2 separate regions of the Homo sapiens genome follow, and region 2 is linked to region 1. Evidence: chromatin loops called from intact Hi-C (ENCODE). Cell type or tissue: PC-9. All regions are shown on one strand.

What was found. Peaks named below come from ENCODE experiments on the same cell type or tissue, not always from the same donor. Only the 100,000 strongest peaks of a DNase experiment are listed, where the experiment ranks them.
Region 2: it touches region 1 in a loop (16-fold over the local background); 107 of 110 quality-filtered maps call a loop at or near these places.

What each region holds. Positions count from the first base shown.
Region 1 is chr1:115,108,917-115,116,916 of GRCh38, reverse strand. No RefSeq gene overlaps it. Among named protein-coding and RNA genes, the nearest start is that of LINC01765, 13 kb to the right of the region's middle. In PC-9, CTCF peaks have their summits at 3,743 and 3,944 (motif pointing right); DNase peaks (open chromatin) are centred at 207, 2,326 and 2,676; H3K27ac peaks cover 2,890 bases.
Region 2 is chr1:114,976,204-114,984,203 of GRCh38, reverse strand. SYCP1 (synaptonemal complex protein 1) reads right to left here. Exons shown (of 32, transcript NM_003176.4): 28 at 6,588-6,647; 29 at 2,692-2,868. Among named protein-coding and RNA genes, the nearest start is that of TSHB, 50 kb to the left of the region's middle. In PC-9, a CTCF peak has its summit at 4,711 (motif pointing left); a DNase peak (open chromatin) is centred at 4,713.

The DNA of each region.
Region 1 (8,000 bases):
TTTCATTTTAGTTAAAACATTTTAAAATGTAATTTATTGACCACAGAGGAATCTGTGCATGAAATCCCAGGTATTAAAAGGACATCCGGGCCCCTCCAGAGAGACAAGCCCATCCACCCAAACCCAGGGCCCTCTCTCTTTTATTCAGCCTCCTCACCTTCTCCCCTCTAGCAATGTAATGAGAGACTACTCCATTAATCACTTCTAAGAGCTGCCAGGTGGACAAGAGGTCGGGGGAAGAGTTTGCCCAAGGGAAAAGGGCTCCAGTTTAAAAATCCCAACTGCAGAAGTACCCCTCTCCCGTCAGAGACTGTGGGCAAGTTCCAACGGAGGATTCTAAGGGGCCCCTTGGGGGGTTGATATGCAGCAAAAAGGGTGATAACGATGTGGGTGGGGGAAAGGTAATATACTAAGGAGAGCTCAGGCAAAAGCAGAAAAGTCTGCCCTTTTTTTTTTTTTTTTGAGACGGAGTCTCGCTCTGTGGCCCAGGCGGGAGTGCAGTGGCGCAATCTCGGCTCACTGCAAGCTCCGCCTCCAGGGTTCACGCCATTCTCCTGCCTCAGCCTCCCGAGTAGCTGGGACTACAGGCGCCCACCACCACGCCCAGCTGATTTTTTTTGTATTTTTAGTAGAGACGGGGTTTCACCGTGTTAGCCAGGATGGTCTCGATCTCCTGACCTCGTGATCCGCCCGCCTCGGCCTCCCAAAGTGCTGGGATTACAAGCGTGAGCCACCGCGCCCGGCCAAGTCTGCCCTTTTGATAAAGAGACACCCTTGCAGGTAGGACCCAGTAACCTCTATGCCTCTAACACAGTAACATCTGGAATGGCCCGTGCACATTGCAAGGGTTTCTAGAAATGAGTGGAGAGCTAAGGACGGGAGGGGAAGGCGAAGGATCCTGTGAGCCCAGGGGCAATCTACAGGAGTGTTCATACTTTGGCATTGTCACTAACTGAGCACAGCTTCCAGAGGCCTCCTCGGCTTCACCACCCAAGGACAAAGTTTATTTTTCCTTTATGGAGAAAAAAAAAAAGGGAAATTTCAAAACATAAACACCAGAAGCTCTCCCTGTCTATCTCCCTAAAATTAGCTAGGCTATCAGTGTATAACCTGCAGGGATTTCCCTTCAACCATATGATTCACCACATCTTATGTGAAGTGTTCAGACTCTGCCTCCAGTGAATATTCGGTTTTGACACTCTCTGTCATCACTGCTGAGAACAGAAGCAATAACCAGTTGCTGCTGCCAGGGCTCAGGGCTCCAGTAAACGTCCTGCCTCAAGTCCTTGCTGCCCACAGAAAGACAGACTTGTGCTGAGCACTGGACTGAGAACCAAAAGAACTTATCCTGGTCCCAATTCTTCCCTTAATTTGATTGGTGTCTGGGCAAATCATTTCCCCTCATCTATATAAGGAGTTAGCCCTTTGTTCTGAGATGAGGCAAGAAATTGATAGGCCATCGGGCAGAGAAAACAGGGTCCAGGCCTGCCCATTATCTCATACCATATGTGGCAGAAAGGGTAAAATGCACCTCTGTATCTGGTAAAATGACATGAGGCCCCCACAGGAAGCCCACCTAGCTCAGAGCACATTCCCCAGCCCAGCAGCTGTCACAGGACATGTGATCCCAGGGAATCTCCTCTCAAGGCTCCCTGCCGCTCACCAGCCCTGTGCCATTTCAGGAAATATGGTCCCTTGAGCAGGCAAACAGCACCAAGGTCCCTGTGGTTTTAGCCCCGAGGGGACCTACCTCGTTCACAAGGTGCTGAGCCCCTTGGCCCTAGTTCGAGCATCTAAGGTGTGGCAGTGGGAGGGGGACACAAGTCCTACCTTCAAGGATCTCCCAGTCTGAGGAAGAAATCATCCATTATGATTCTTCTAAACAGTGGGGTTAAGTCCCTGCAGTCAGGCTGGAAGCCTCCCCGAGAAAGTTCAGAAAGTTCCTGAGTTCAGGAAGTCCCCCTCTGATGGGGGAGATGAGAACAGGGTTGCCAAGTTTACTGAATAAAAATATAGGATGCCCAGTTAACTGTGAATAGAAATTTAGTGAATAAAAATATAGGACAGTCAGTTAAATTTGAACTTCAGATAAACAAGGAATCACTTTTTAGGATGAGGATAACTCATGCAATATTTGGGACATACTTAAAAAAAAAATGATTCCTTATCTATCTGAAATTCAAATTTAACTGGACATCTTGCATTTTTTCTGGCAACCCTAGGACAAAACGAAGTCACAAGGCCCAAACCTAAGGTAACATAGGTGAGCAGGTAAAAAAGTCACAAACTGAGTCATAGTGCTGATGGGGACAGGAAATAAAGGCTCACTCAATGTCTGCAGACTGCTGCTGGGGCCTGGCAGGCTGCCCAGGAAAGCACAGGTCGCCTGGAAGGCCTCAGACTCGGCCCCAGCCTCACACTGCTGCTGGCTCCATCTCTGTGTGGGTAGCAGACTCTGGGACCCTGGGAGGGCATTCCAGGGGCTTGGCAACCAGCTGCAACCTCTCCAGCCAGAGGTGAGGCAAGGCCCACTGTGGGACAGGATCACAGCAGGGCCCATGAGGGAGTGGGTGGCAAGACCTGGGAGTGCAGATGGGCACCCAAGGAATGGTGTGTGCTTTCAAAATAGAGGGATGAGAAGTTTTCTTTCTTGCCAGGAAATAAACCTCCGTGAGACTGCTGCTAAGGGTGCTGGTGACTGGGTGACCTGAGAGCTAGGGAAACTACAAACCAGGAAATGGGTGCAATCCAGAGCTGAAGCCCCGTATTCCAAAGGTCTTAGCTCCCCAGGAAACTGGAGGACCGAGGCCCCCATCCAGGCTGTCTCATCCCAGAAGTCTGGCACCAAAAAGTCCCCAGACAGCATTTCACCCCCACACCCATGGATTCCCTAGCAGCCAGCATGTGACGCCCACACAAAGCAGTCAGAAGAGCAGTTCTCCAAGTCAAGAACAATCTTGTGTCATCTAACCACTGCTCTCCATTAGCTCTGTCAACTCCTCCATTTAGGGCAGTCAGAGTTTCATCCTTGAATGTGAGACTGAGATGCAGCCTTCACAAAGACAGTTTTCCAGAGACAGTTTTAGCAATTTACTTAGGAAGACGACTCAGCTTCCACAGGCCTGAGGTTTGAGAACAGCTAATGCTAGCCAGTCACAGAAAGGAGGCTGAAGTCCAGGGAACTGTCTGGTGTCTCCTCTCCCAAGCCCAGGTCTTCCTCTTTCTCAGCCCTGAGTACCAGGATCCTACTCCTGCTGTCCCATTGTAAGGAAGGCTGAGGATGTCCGAACGGCCCAGAGCATTCAGGCCAGCTCTCACCACTTCTAAGAGGTGGCCAGTGCAGCTCCCTTCGAGGAGCTTGAGGAAGATGGAGCGGGGGCGGCCCTAACAACAAGAATTTCCACTGCTATTCTCACTAGTAACCCAGCTCTAACTCTATATCAGGCAATGCTAAGCCCTCCATACACACTGTCTCATTTAACGCACAAACAGCCCTGTGCAGTGGGCACCGTTGACTTCATTTTACAGACAGGGACTTGAAGCCACAGGTATCTACCAGTCTGGACAGTTAACACTCAGGACAAGTCAGGTAGAGTTAACACTCAGGACGAGTCTCACTGGTAGAAACCAGTGAGACTAGCCCATCTCAGACTTTGGAAGTCATCATCCATTGGGGTTAAACCCCTGATTCTTGGGAGCACGGTAAAAGGCTCCCAAGGTCCCAGACTCTGCCACCGACACCGGGAAGCAGCCAGCAGCAGCGTGGGGCTGGGGCAGTCTGAGGCGTTCCAGATGACCTGTGGTTTCCTGAGCAGCCCACCAGGCTCAGCAGTACCCTGCGGACATCGAGCGACCCTTTATTTTCTGTCCCCATCAGCATTACGATGGTTTGTGAGCCAGGCTCCAAGTCCCTGCAAAGCTGCTGTCTGACAGCAGGGGGCGCCAATGTCTGGGAAAAATCTACCTGCCGCAAAAAATCCAGACAATTGGTGCTGAGGAATGTAAAGGTTCCAGGGAAAAGGTGGGCAAATTTGATCTCTTGGGCTTGACAGGCCCCAGGAAAGAAATTCAAAACAAAACTGTCTTGTGGTGCGGGCACTCAGCCCCAGATTTAGTGAGTGTTAGATCCCATGTGTTTGAGCCTCCTTATCGGCATCCCAGAGTTTAGCAAATGTCCCTCGGGGAAAACCTGTCTTACCTTTAGGGCTCCTCTGGTTTCTAGTCTGTCATGCCTTTCCCGAGAAACTGCTACAACCTCTGTTTCCTCTCTCCCTCCTCAGAGTCTCGCTGGCTTAGGTCAAGCCCTCACCCAAGCTCTGAATAGGCAAATGCCCAGAGGGAAGAAAGTGAGGTGGGATGAGGGCCTAGGAAGGATGCTTCCTTCTCTAGTTCAGTTGTCCTGCTCGTTGCTTCCACTGCTCTCCATTGTCTTTAAATATGGGATTTTCACAATTGATCCACTTTTCTCTATTATTGCAATAGTAGCAGTGGCGGCCTGTTGCAGCTTTCTGTATCCTACCCGGGGGCAACAGTGCAGCTTTTCGCTCTAAGCTTCTGTTTCCTCATTTGTGAAATGATGATAATATGTAAACATTAAGTGAGGGGAAGTATGTGTATCAGCCTGCTTAGTGCCCAGAACATAGGACGCCCTCAGTAAAGTATAACTTTTGGCCCGCCCCGGAAAGGATGTGCAGGGTAAAGGCGGCCGTGTGGACCCTGGTGAACAGCACTGCCCTCGGAATCAGTGGCTTGTACGTGAATCCCAGCTCCCCAATTTGTAAGCTATGTGGCCTTGAATAAGTCGCTTAACCTCTTCTAGCCTCATTTTGTCCTCAGTCAAATGAGAAAAACTAACGTCAGTTTTATAATATTGCAAGGATCCACGGAAGCATCACATGCGAAGCCCTTAGCTCCGTGCCTGGCTCTTGGTACGTACTCAGCGTAACTAGTAGCACATCTTATTTCACTCACTATCTGAAGTAAGGGCAGCTACAATAAAGCACTATATAGCATTTGGAGAGTGCCTACCAGAAACCAAATCTTATGATGAATATCAGAAAGGTATCCTCTCAGTACACTCCGGCTCACAACAAAATACCGTAAACTGTATAGCTTTTAAACAACAGAAATTTATTTCTCGAAGTCCTGGAGGCTGGAAAGTGCGAGATCAAGGTGCTGGCAGATTCGATGTCTGGTGAGGGCCCGCTTTCTGGTTCATGGATAGTGCCTTCTGTGTCCTCACATGGTAGAAGGGGAAGGGGTTTTCTTTCAGACCTCTCTCATGTGGGCACTCATCCCATTCATGAGAGCCCCACCCCATAACCTAATAACCTCCCAAAGGCCCCATCTCCTAATACTATCAACTTTGAGGTTTCGATTTTAACATATGAATGGGGGGGACACAAACATTCAGGTGTAAAGTAATAATAAATACTTCTTACATTATGTATTAATTTAGCAACTTTCTGAAGTGCCTTGACATTGATTATCTCTTTGCATTCACAGGTTCAACGAACTGTGAATCTAAAATATTTTCTTTTAAAAAATGGATGTGTCTATACTGAACATTTTTCTTATTGTCATTTCCTAAACAATACAGCATAACAATTATTTACATAACATTTACATTGTATTAGGTATTTTAAGTAATCTAAAGAGTATTTGAAGCACACGGGAAGATGTGTGTAAGTTATATGCACATACTACACCATTTTACATAAGGGACTTGAGCATCCGTGGACTGGGGTATCTGCAGGCAGTCCTGTAGCTGCTCCACCATGGACATCAAGGGACAGCTATATTTAGTGGAACAGATATCATCCCCATTTTTAAAATGAGTAAATTAAGTTTCAGTGAAGTTAAATGAATTAGCCAATGTCCACCCAGCTACAAAGGGGCAGAACCAGGAAAAGAGTTAGCCTTTATCCCGCTAGTTCCTGCTTTCAAGAATGTAACCATTCTATCACAAAATAGGCCTCAGTAGGAGAATATAATCAAGTGGCAGGAGGTCAACATTAGACAGGAGTACAATAGAAAGCCAGAGAAAGAAGAACTGTAGGAAAGCATGTTAGCAAAAACCATGCTTATGTGTGCTGTTAAACTATTCCAGCCATCAAATGCTAGTGCAGACCAGAGCCCTAAAGGGAGCAGAGGAAGCTCAGAAATCGTATTGTGAGAAGAAGGCTAGGAACACAGGTTCATCTCTCAGGTGGTCTGACAAGGTCAGACTTCACTTTTTAAAACGTATTCATTCCACAAAAATTTTTTGGCATTGGGTACACATGGACACAAAGATGAGAACAACAGACACTGAGGACTTTAAAAATGAAGGAGGGAGGCAGGGGGCAAGGGTCTAAAAACTACCTATTGGGTCCTATGTTCACTATTTGGGTGACAAGTTCAATTGAAGCCCAAATCTCGCTATCACACAATATATCCATGTAACAAACCTGCATATGTACCCCTGAACCTATAATAAAGAAATTTAAGCTGGGCACAGTGGCTCACACCTGTAATCCCAGCACTTTGGGAGGCCGAGGTGGGCAGATCACGAGGTCAAGAGATCGAGACCATCCTGGCCAACATGGTGAAACCCCGTCTCTACAAAAAATACAAAACTTAGCTCAGCATGGTGGCATGCACCTGTAGCCCCAGCTACTCCGGAGGCTGAGGGAGGAGAATCGCTCAAACCCAGTAGGTGGAGCTTGAAGTGAGCAGAGATAGTGCCACTGCACTCCAGCCTGGTGACAGAGTGAGACTCCATCTTAAAAAGAAAAAAAAAAAAGAAATTTAAAAGATGTTTTGGGCTTTTCCTATGTACATCTAGGTCAATCACCAGAATATAATCATGGACAAAAACATGTCCTCATGAAGCTTATAGTCTATTGAGGGAGATAAGCAATAATCAAATAATCAACATGTAGATATCCAATTACAAATTGAGGTGAGTGCCATGATGCAGAAGTACCAGGTGCATTAAGAAAGCCCCTAACCTAATCAACCCTGCCAAGGGCATGTGGAGGGCATGGGAAGGCAGACTCAAGAGCACTGCAGGCAGAGGGGTGCGGCTGTGAAATCCCTGTGATGAGAGAGCAGGGAGCACCCAAAGAAATGAGAGAAGGTGAGTGGGGTGGAAGAGGGAGCAAAGGAAAAGTCAGGGTGGGAGGGTGGGCAGAGCGGTCCCCATGGGCCAGACAGCCGGATAGGGCTGGGCCTTACAGATTGTGGTTGAGACTTGGGTCTTATTCTCATAGAAATGTGAAGCCACTTTCTGTCATCCGAATGTTTGTGTCCCTCAAAATTCACATACTGAAACCTAATCTCAATGTGATGGTATTTGGAGGGAGGTTTTTGGGGGTTGATTAGGTCATGAGTGTTCTGGGTTGTGATGGGATTAGTGCCCTTTTAAAAAGAGGCCTGGAGGGCTCCTCTGCCCCTTCCTCCACATTTGGACACAGCAAAAAGACTGTCATCAATGAACCAGGAGGTGGGCCCTCACTATGCAATAAATCTGCCAGCACCTGGATTTTGGACTTTCCAGCCTCTAGAACCATGAGAAATAAATTTCTGTTTTTTATAAGGCACTGACTGTATGGTATTTTTTATAACAGCCCAAATGACTAAGACACCACTAAAGAGCTTTAGGTTGGGAAGAAGCCTAGAAAAGGACGAAGAAAATGAGTAGAGGATGGATTTTTCAAGTTTCTTTGATTATAAGCAACAGTAACAGAGTCCGGTTTACTTTAGAAAAAAAAAAAATAATTTACTTCAAGAAGATGTTGTAGCATCAAAAGAAAGGCTGAACAACTGGGCCTTGAGATGGATGGGAAGAAAAAAGTTGCTGCAGATCCAGGTGGTGGGGACTGAGACACACCACCTCAGGACAAATGTGCTCCAGGCACTCTTAAGCCCTGTGTCACTCTTCTCAAGATTCAAGTTCCACAGAGACAGACTCTAATGGGCCACACTTGGGTCACATGCTCATTTCTTGCCAGAAGACA
Region 2 (8,000 bases), 130 kb after region 1:
GCCAAGTACAGTGGCTTATGCCTGTAATCCCAGCACTTTGGAAGACCAAGGCAGGAGGATTGCTTGAGGCCAGTTCAAAACTAGACTGAGCAACATAGCAAGACCCCAACTCTAAAATTTTTTTTAATTAAAAAAACATAGCCAGGTATGGTGGCCCATCCCTATAGCCTCAGCTACTCAGGAGGCTGAAGCAGGAGAATTGCTTGAGCCAGGAGTTCAAGGTAGCAGTGGGCCATGATCATGCCACTGCAGCCCAGCCCAGGCAACAGAGCAAAAACAAAAATTAAATTAAATGTAATTTAAAAAGTTAAGGTCAGAGACATCAGTACAAATGGCAGAGTAATGAGCTCTAAAAATTCACTCCTCCATAAAAGCCATAAAAATATTGGTAAAAACTTGTCGGAATCAGTTTTTTTCAGAACTCTGGAAATTAACCAAAGGCTTGCAGCCACCTGGAGAGTGCTTATTCTTTAAAAAAATAAAATAAAATGGCTAAACCTCTTTAGGAAACCCAAACTTCGTGGTGTCTTAACTTCCCCAGTCCCATCCCCTGCTCTAGCTCTATGTTATCCTTAAAGAATAACAGCCCACGTTCCTGGGGCAGCCTGGCAACCACCAGACAGAACAGAACAGAACAGAACTGAAGCTCTTTCAAAGCTTTATTCCCAAAGAATTGTCAGTATTTGATTTGTCTGGTGAGTCTCTGCAAGATCCCACTTACAAGGCTGATAGCTGATTACATTCAACCTGAGGGCTCACTAGTGAAAAAATGCCTTCTCCTTGGTGTGTGTGTGAAGTAGGGGGCAGAATTTGTCAAAAACAACAAACGTTTTAACTTTGCAGCAACGTGAAGCAGTGATGAATAGTTGGGACAAACAAAAGACTAACCAAAAACCTTGAAAGAAAAGCTAGGAAATGAAATATCCATGGGGAAGCTTTGAAAAGCCTTGATATATTCCTGGAAATATAGAAGGCCACGCATATGTGTAGGGCTATCTATAGGCTCAGGAAGGTCCTGAAAAGGCCCTAAGTTTTCACCACTGGCTAATCTTGAGATTCTCTACAAGCAGGAATGGAAAGCTAAGGCAGAGTTGTCAACTACCTGGCTAAGTGTTGAAAGCATGCCCTTATACACATATAATAGAGACCTTTGACAAAGATTGGGAAATTTATTCATTCTAGGCATTTGAAGAAATTTGTGTCCAAACATTAGCTAAAAACTAAGCTAATCAAGGAGAACCTTTAGTGGCACTCACAACAAAAAATACAAACTTTACAGAATTAGTCTAGAAAAGTCACAAAACAAACAATAACTACAACAAGTAGCAACAACAAATCATGGGAATAGGAGAGAATCTGATTTCCAGAGTTGTTATATTTTTAAATGGCCAGTTTAAACAAAAAATATGAGACATGCAAAGAAAGAAGAAAGTATGGCCCAAATAGAAAAGTAAAAGAACAAACAACAGAAACTCTCCCTGAGGAAGCCTTGACATTGGACTTAACTAGACAAAGATTTAAAGTCAGCTATTTTAAATATGTTCAAAGAGCTAAAGAAAATTATGTCAAAGAAATGAAGAAAAGCATGAAAACAACATCTCACTAAATGGAATATCAATAAAAAGAAATAAATTATCAAAAGAACCAAATAGAAATTCTGGAATTAAAAAATACAATAGCTGAAATGAAAAATTTACTAGAAGGGCTCAATAGCAGATTTGGGCAAGCAGAAGAAGAATCCATGAGCCTGAATATAATTCAACTGATATGGAATAGAAAAAAAATGAAGAAAAACAAAGTCTCAGAGACTTGCAGACACCTTGCAGACACCATCAAACACAACTGGGAAACTGAGAAGGAAAAGGCGTAACATTTAAACTTAGTGGGATGGAGACAATTGAGATCCTTTTCAACTCCCAAGACAAGTGAGGCAGGAACTCCAAGAGCATCTTTATAAAGAATATTAGGAGTGCTTCCAAGAAAGAAAGACTGGCATCTCATTCCCTAGTTAGATATGAATGTAGGCAGCAAATTTGTTTGTCTTTGTATCTAGCTGAGGAGAGGAAAAGGAAACGAGAGAGAGGTAAGAGAGATCAAAAGTAAAGCATCTGCACTGCCATTTAGCATGGAAAAGTTGTATGAATTCCCCATGGATTAAGTGGCTATATGAAAGACAGTCAGAACTGAGCCACTTTGCTAGAGGCATCTGCTCCAAGATGACTGCCAAGGACTACAGATGCAAGATGATTGGGGTAAACAGCAAAGGGAAGTAGTAACTGTGGTGATGCTATAAAATGTCAAGTCAGAATCAGATTTCCTGTGTCAGGGCCTTAAACACTGATAAATAACTATTAAGTTATGAAATCTGCCCAAGATGACATTAAGTTGTGGACAGTGATCGAAAAAAATGAAACAATTTCATGTTGAAGGCCAGGCACAGTGGCTTACACCTATAATCCCAATACTTTGGGAGGCCAAGACAGGAGGATGAGTTAAGGCCAGGAGTTCAAGACCATCCTAGGCAACACAGCAAGACCTTGTCTTTACATTTCATGCTGATACCACAAAAAAAATTGAAACTTTCAAGAAACTAGTTATATATGTGTGCGTGATGCCAGATATATGGTGATAACAGAACTTTATTTATTTATTTAAAAAATTACTACTAACATGGAAAATTTAGACACAAACCTTTGGCAATGGTGTAGATAAAGTATTTTTGGCAGATGTCCACAGATAGTCTCTTTTATCTTTGGATATGCCATGATCAACTGATGTGAAATTTCGAGATACAGTTTGTGAAGGAACTGCTTTAGAATCCAATTTCCAATAAATTTCAGGTGTTTCCAATAAAAATGTTTGTGTTTTCTGCATTGAACAACAAGAATGAATAAAACCATCACTAAATGTCACATTAATTATTTATTTCTTTAATTAAAGTGCAGCAACTAGTAGAATTCACAACAAAATAAGCAAATTTATCCCTAAATTTATCACTGACTAGATAAGTTTGAATAAGTTACAGTTATCTTCTTTGTCACTTTACTTGTCCATTTAAGATGCAAATGTTATCTGCCCCTGCCTGTCTTCACAGAGCCTCTATGAAAACAAATAAGATATCCTGGAGGTCGTTATTCTTAGCAAACTAATGCAGGAACAGAAAGCCAAATACCACATGGACTCATTTATAAGTGGGAGCTAAATCATGAGAACACATGGACACATAGAGGGAGACAACAAAACACACTGGGGCCTATGGGAGCATGCAGGATGGGAGGAGGAAGAGGATCAGGAAAAATAACTAACGGGTATAGGTTTAATACCTGGGTGACAAAATAATCTGTACAACAAACCCCCATGACAGAAGTTTACCTATATAATAAATCTGTACATGTACCCCTGAACTTAAAATAAAAGTTAAATTTTTAAAAATGAAAACAAATAAGATATCTCAACTCTCTGACCAAAAGTTGAGGATTCTCTTTAAAAAATAAAAAAAAATCTTTACTCCTGGTGGCAAAAAGCCCTAATCTATGGTTCATTACAATAGCCTAAAAGTCAGAAGGAAATCTATTCTAACTTTCATTCGTTCTCTTTCATACATTGATACTTCTTCTTTTTCACCTATAAAAATATCAGCCTTTTCCTATCCACCAGCCTAACTTGCCTCCAAAAGCAAGGAGAATAATTATGAAAGTAAAGAATGAGAAAAATTTTCAGGGAAAAAAACTGAGAAAATGGCTATTTGCTTCAATTCTAAATAAATAAATTGCAAGTTTACTCTAAATACTTGACATTTTTTCAACTCAGTTTCCTCAGTTCTCTTTCACTCTACCTTTGTATACAGCTTCTTTTAGCACCTGACCTAACTTTCTAGTAAAAGCTAGTAATAGTTGCTTTAGTGGGATTCTACATGAAACTCATGCTCATCACTTTCTATTTTACAGTTTCTTTGGTCACCACCATCTCCACGAATACAATCGTGGCAATTATTCATAAGGAAATTGTAAGGAAATTGAGGCATGTTAATTTACTCAATTCCACAGCTAGTTAGCTGTGAAACTCAAATTCCCCTTTTTCTAGAATCGTGTTCTTTCAGTTCTCCTACTGCCTTTCATTGTAGAGCCCTCCTTTACAGGACCATGTTCTTCTGAGAACATCTCTCCTTTCTCTGAATTCTCTAGAGCACACACACACAAAAAGGGAATACAAGGACAAAATTTGAAAGCATGGTGGCTGAACTTTCAGTGCGTTTAAATTAGAGTATAGGATAAAGAGGCAACTACATGTACTATAAAAAAATCATTGAACTAGGAGCCAGGTACATCATATGGTCTTTTCTCCTAGATCTTTCCTATCTTTCCGGATTATTTAAGTAAATCTTCAAGTATCTCCAAGCTTAAATTTATTCATCTATAAATCAAGAGGCTAAATGAGATGGCTTATATCTTTCCTGCGTAATTCTAGTGATCTGTCATTTCATAATCCTTTTTCTAGCAAGTATGAATTTTTTCAGAATTGCATTTCTGTATCCTTTTCCCTACATATTTATACATCATAGTTGATGACAAAATTTTGATGAGAGCAATTTTTTTACTGCTCTCTGGATTCATCAGGGGTAAACTTTGGAACCGCCAAAATGTAACTGCTTTAATGGACAAATTGTTCCTCCCTACAGGTAGGAGAATGACAATTTAAGGTCACTGCACCACCTTGTGGCCATATCTGGAATTTGACATTTCGCTGGTAGCCTAAAGAAAATTCTCATGTGACAATACTGAACTATCCCTTTCCAGAAAATTCACAATTTTCTCTGTTGTATTTTTCAAACAAACATTTATAAGGCATGTGCTATGTCCCAAGCACTATTTTAAATGTTTTACAAATACCATCTCATTTAATCCTCATAACAACTTTAGGAAATAGGTATTATTATTATCCCTTTATAGATGAGAAAATTGAAACACGAAGAAGTTAAGTAACTTGTCCAAACTCAGAAACGTTTGGTAAATTTAACAAGCCTTATGTTTCAGTAGTGTTGGAATAAAGCACAGCAAAAAAAAAAAAAGCCTAGTTAAATTTCTTCATTCATCATTTTTCTCATTTTCCAACATATATATGGTTCATTTTCCAACATATATATCTAGACTCTCAGATAAAATATATGGCATTTGCTAATCTACTTGATAATGGAAACATATAGAATTGTACATGAATCAAAATATCTCTATAAGAATATGTGATACATACTTTCATAATATGAAGACATTCTAAATTTAAAAAAGAATATTGGAGATTAACCAATTTGCTTATATTCATTAGATACTTCCTTAAGTCTATATCTAACCATTCTGCATAATTTTATTATGATTATAATTTCTTCAGATATAATGTTTTCAAGTGTCTAGCACAGTGTCTGGAACATACAAAGCACTCAGTATTCACTCACAGGTTCAGTGCATCTTTCCTTTATTCTCTTTTAACTCAAGTGTAATAAAATATAATGAACTGTTCTCAAACTACTCTGAGTGTCATTTCCTTCCAGTTTAACTATAATCAGAGCAACCTCTGTGGGAACTTAGGAGATTATATCACTATATGTAAAGAAAATTCTTAATCATTTTAACCAAAAATTTGCTAAATCAAAATTCTTCTGCAATGATCCTATATTATCAAATAGGTTAGAAGCTGAGGGGTATTCTTCTTCTCTATGACTGATGTTTCCTTCCATATGTAGGGAGTACCACTAGGGTAACATTCCAAACCTCTTCCTGATTCCTTAGGGGAGAAAAAATTACTTAATGTGATTGGTGAATTTAAAGAAAAGGAGAAGCTGGACACATACAGCTCAGCCTCTTCCTTATTACTCCCCTTGAGAACTATTAGAATTACACATAAATTCTGCTCTTCTCCTTTATACCCTAAGTTTTACAAGAGCAGATGATCAAGTGGGTAGACCTATGCTAGTCAAGCTCTACTTGTGGCAGAAGATAAATTTGTCTAATTTGGGATTTCAAGATTAAGAGATCCTATTGCCTTCAAATATAAACTGCATTCTCCAGTATTTAAAATATTGATACTTTTTAATAAAGTCTTCAATAATAAAAATATTATTTTTATTCTCCCTTGTCTTTCTCAATTGGTTCAGAATATAAGTGAGGAAAACAGGATGTCATTTATTAAGCCCCCTCAAAACCCAAAATTAGACATAATCTAAATAAACTTTAGAATTGTTTATGAAAATATTTTGCCTCTAACATTAAAAAATTCTTAAGAGAGAAACACAGAGGTACCTAATTAAATTAAAACTATAATAAGAATTGTAGAGAAAGACTGAAACCTTCTTTTTTTCTTCTTTTTTGTTTCTGCATTAGACTGAAACCTTCTCCAAATCTCCAAATGACAAAATTTTGAAATTTTTAGCTAAAATGCTTTTGAATTAATAAATAGCAAGAAACAATTTAGAAAATGAAATTGTATGATATATGTAAAATGTTATTTTCCTACTTATAAACAAAAAATCATTTCTAAGTAGAAGTTAGAAAATGAATTGGTATTTTAAAACTATGAGAATTATATGCTCTTACCTTGTCTTTTTTTTCTTTAAGAGTAGCTGTGTTTTCTTTTGCCTCTCTTTTGAGTTTTTCCTATTAAAAATAAATATCAAGTACAAGTAACATAAACATCACAATGATCACAAATGAATATTATCAAAATCTTTCCTAGTAAGTATTAACAAAGAAAGATGACGAACCTCTCAATCTTATAAAGTAATAAAAAGAAAAAAAAGAAAAGTTAGTTCCTTTCTACAGAGGTATTATTTGGTTTTGATTATCTCTTCCTTTATTCTAATCAGTCTCTAGTGTATATCTGTGGACTTTTGAATAAGTCTCTTAAAACTCTGAATCTCAGCTTTCTTATTTGTAAAATAAAGCTAATGGAACAAATTACAGAATGAGAGATACGCACAAGTAACTAAGCTGTGAAAAGTTGCAAAAAGATCTAAAATATTGTGAGCCTTTACAGGCAGAATTAGATTTTTCTATGCATGTTGAGAAAAGGTGCAGTTCAGTTAGACTTTGGGTATGTGTATAGTCAAGATAAAAATGGAAAGGAGAGCTGTGGTCAGAATGGAAAGAGTGATATGCTAATATCATTAGATAGAATTTATTCAGTAAGATAAAAGAAAAGCCTGGCCTACATAAATGAATATGTAGGGTGCCTGTAATATGACAACCATCTGAAGCACAAAATTTTTACAACTCCAGGGAGTATTAGAGGTCTTAGAAAGTAAAAATCTCCAAGTGTGCAGAATTTTAGGCAGTAAAACTCGCCCATGATGTCTATGCCAGTATCTATCCTCACTGAATACCTTGCATACACCATGTTATCTCTCCCATAGCATTGCTCCTAATCACAGAACTCACTTCACTATGAAAGAAGCTGGCTGTAAACTGATGCAATAGTATTTACTGTTCTTATTATGTATCCTATAACCTACCAATGGTTGATCTTCAGTTATAGTGACAATTGGAGTCTACTCTAAGGGGCTGGAATGCTGTCTTTTAGGACAAAGCACATTTTCTAAACCAGCAATATCGTAATGACTCTCAGAATATGTATCTTGGCTTCTAGAGGACAGACGGGAGAAACCATCGCCTACAACTGCACTGTCTCTGCAATTCTGACTTTTCCTCGTCTGGAGATCTTGGTAAAGTCTCTTCTAATATAATATATGTTTCCAAGGTATGAAACAGCTCATACAAGAATGCGTATCTTTAGTGGTAGCTAAATAATCATCAGTTCCCTTAAACCAAAGAGATGGCCAGACCACTAAGGTTCCTATTTAATCTGAATAAGTAAGATATTCCTATAATACGGCCTGGCAAACAGAGAGTTGACTTGATCACCAGAGTAGAGAATGACAACCTTGTAACCAAATTTTGGATCTAAATAAACGTATCAGCCTATAGCCTTTTGAATAAAAAGGAAGCCTGGTA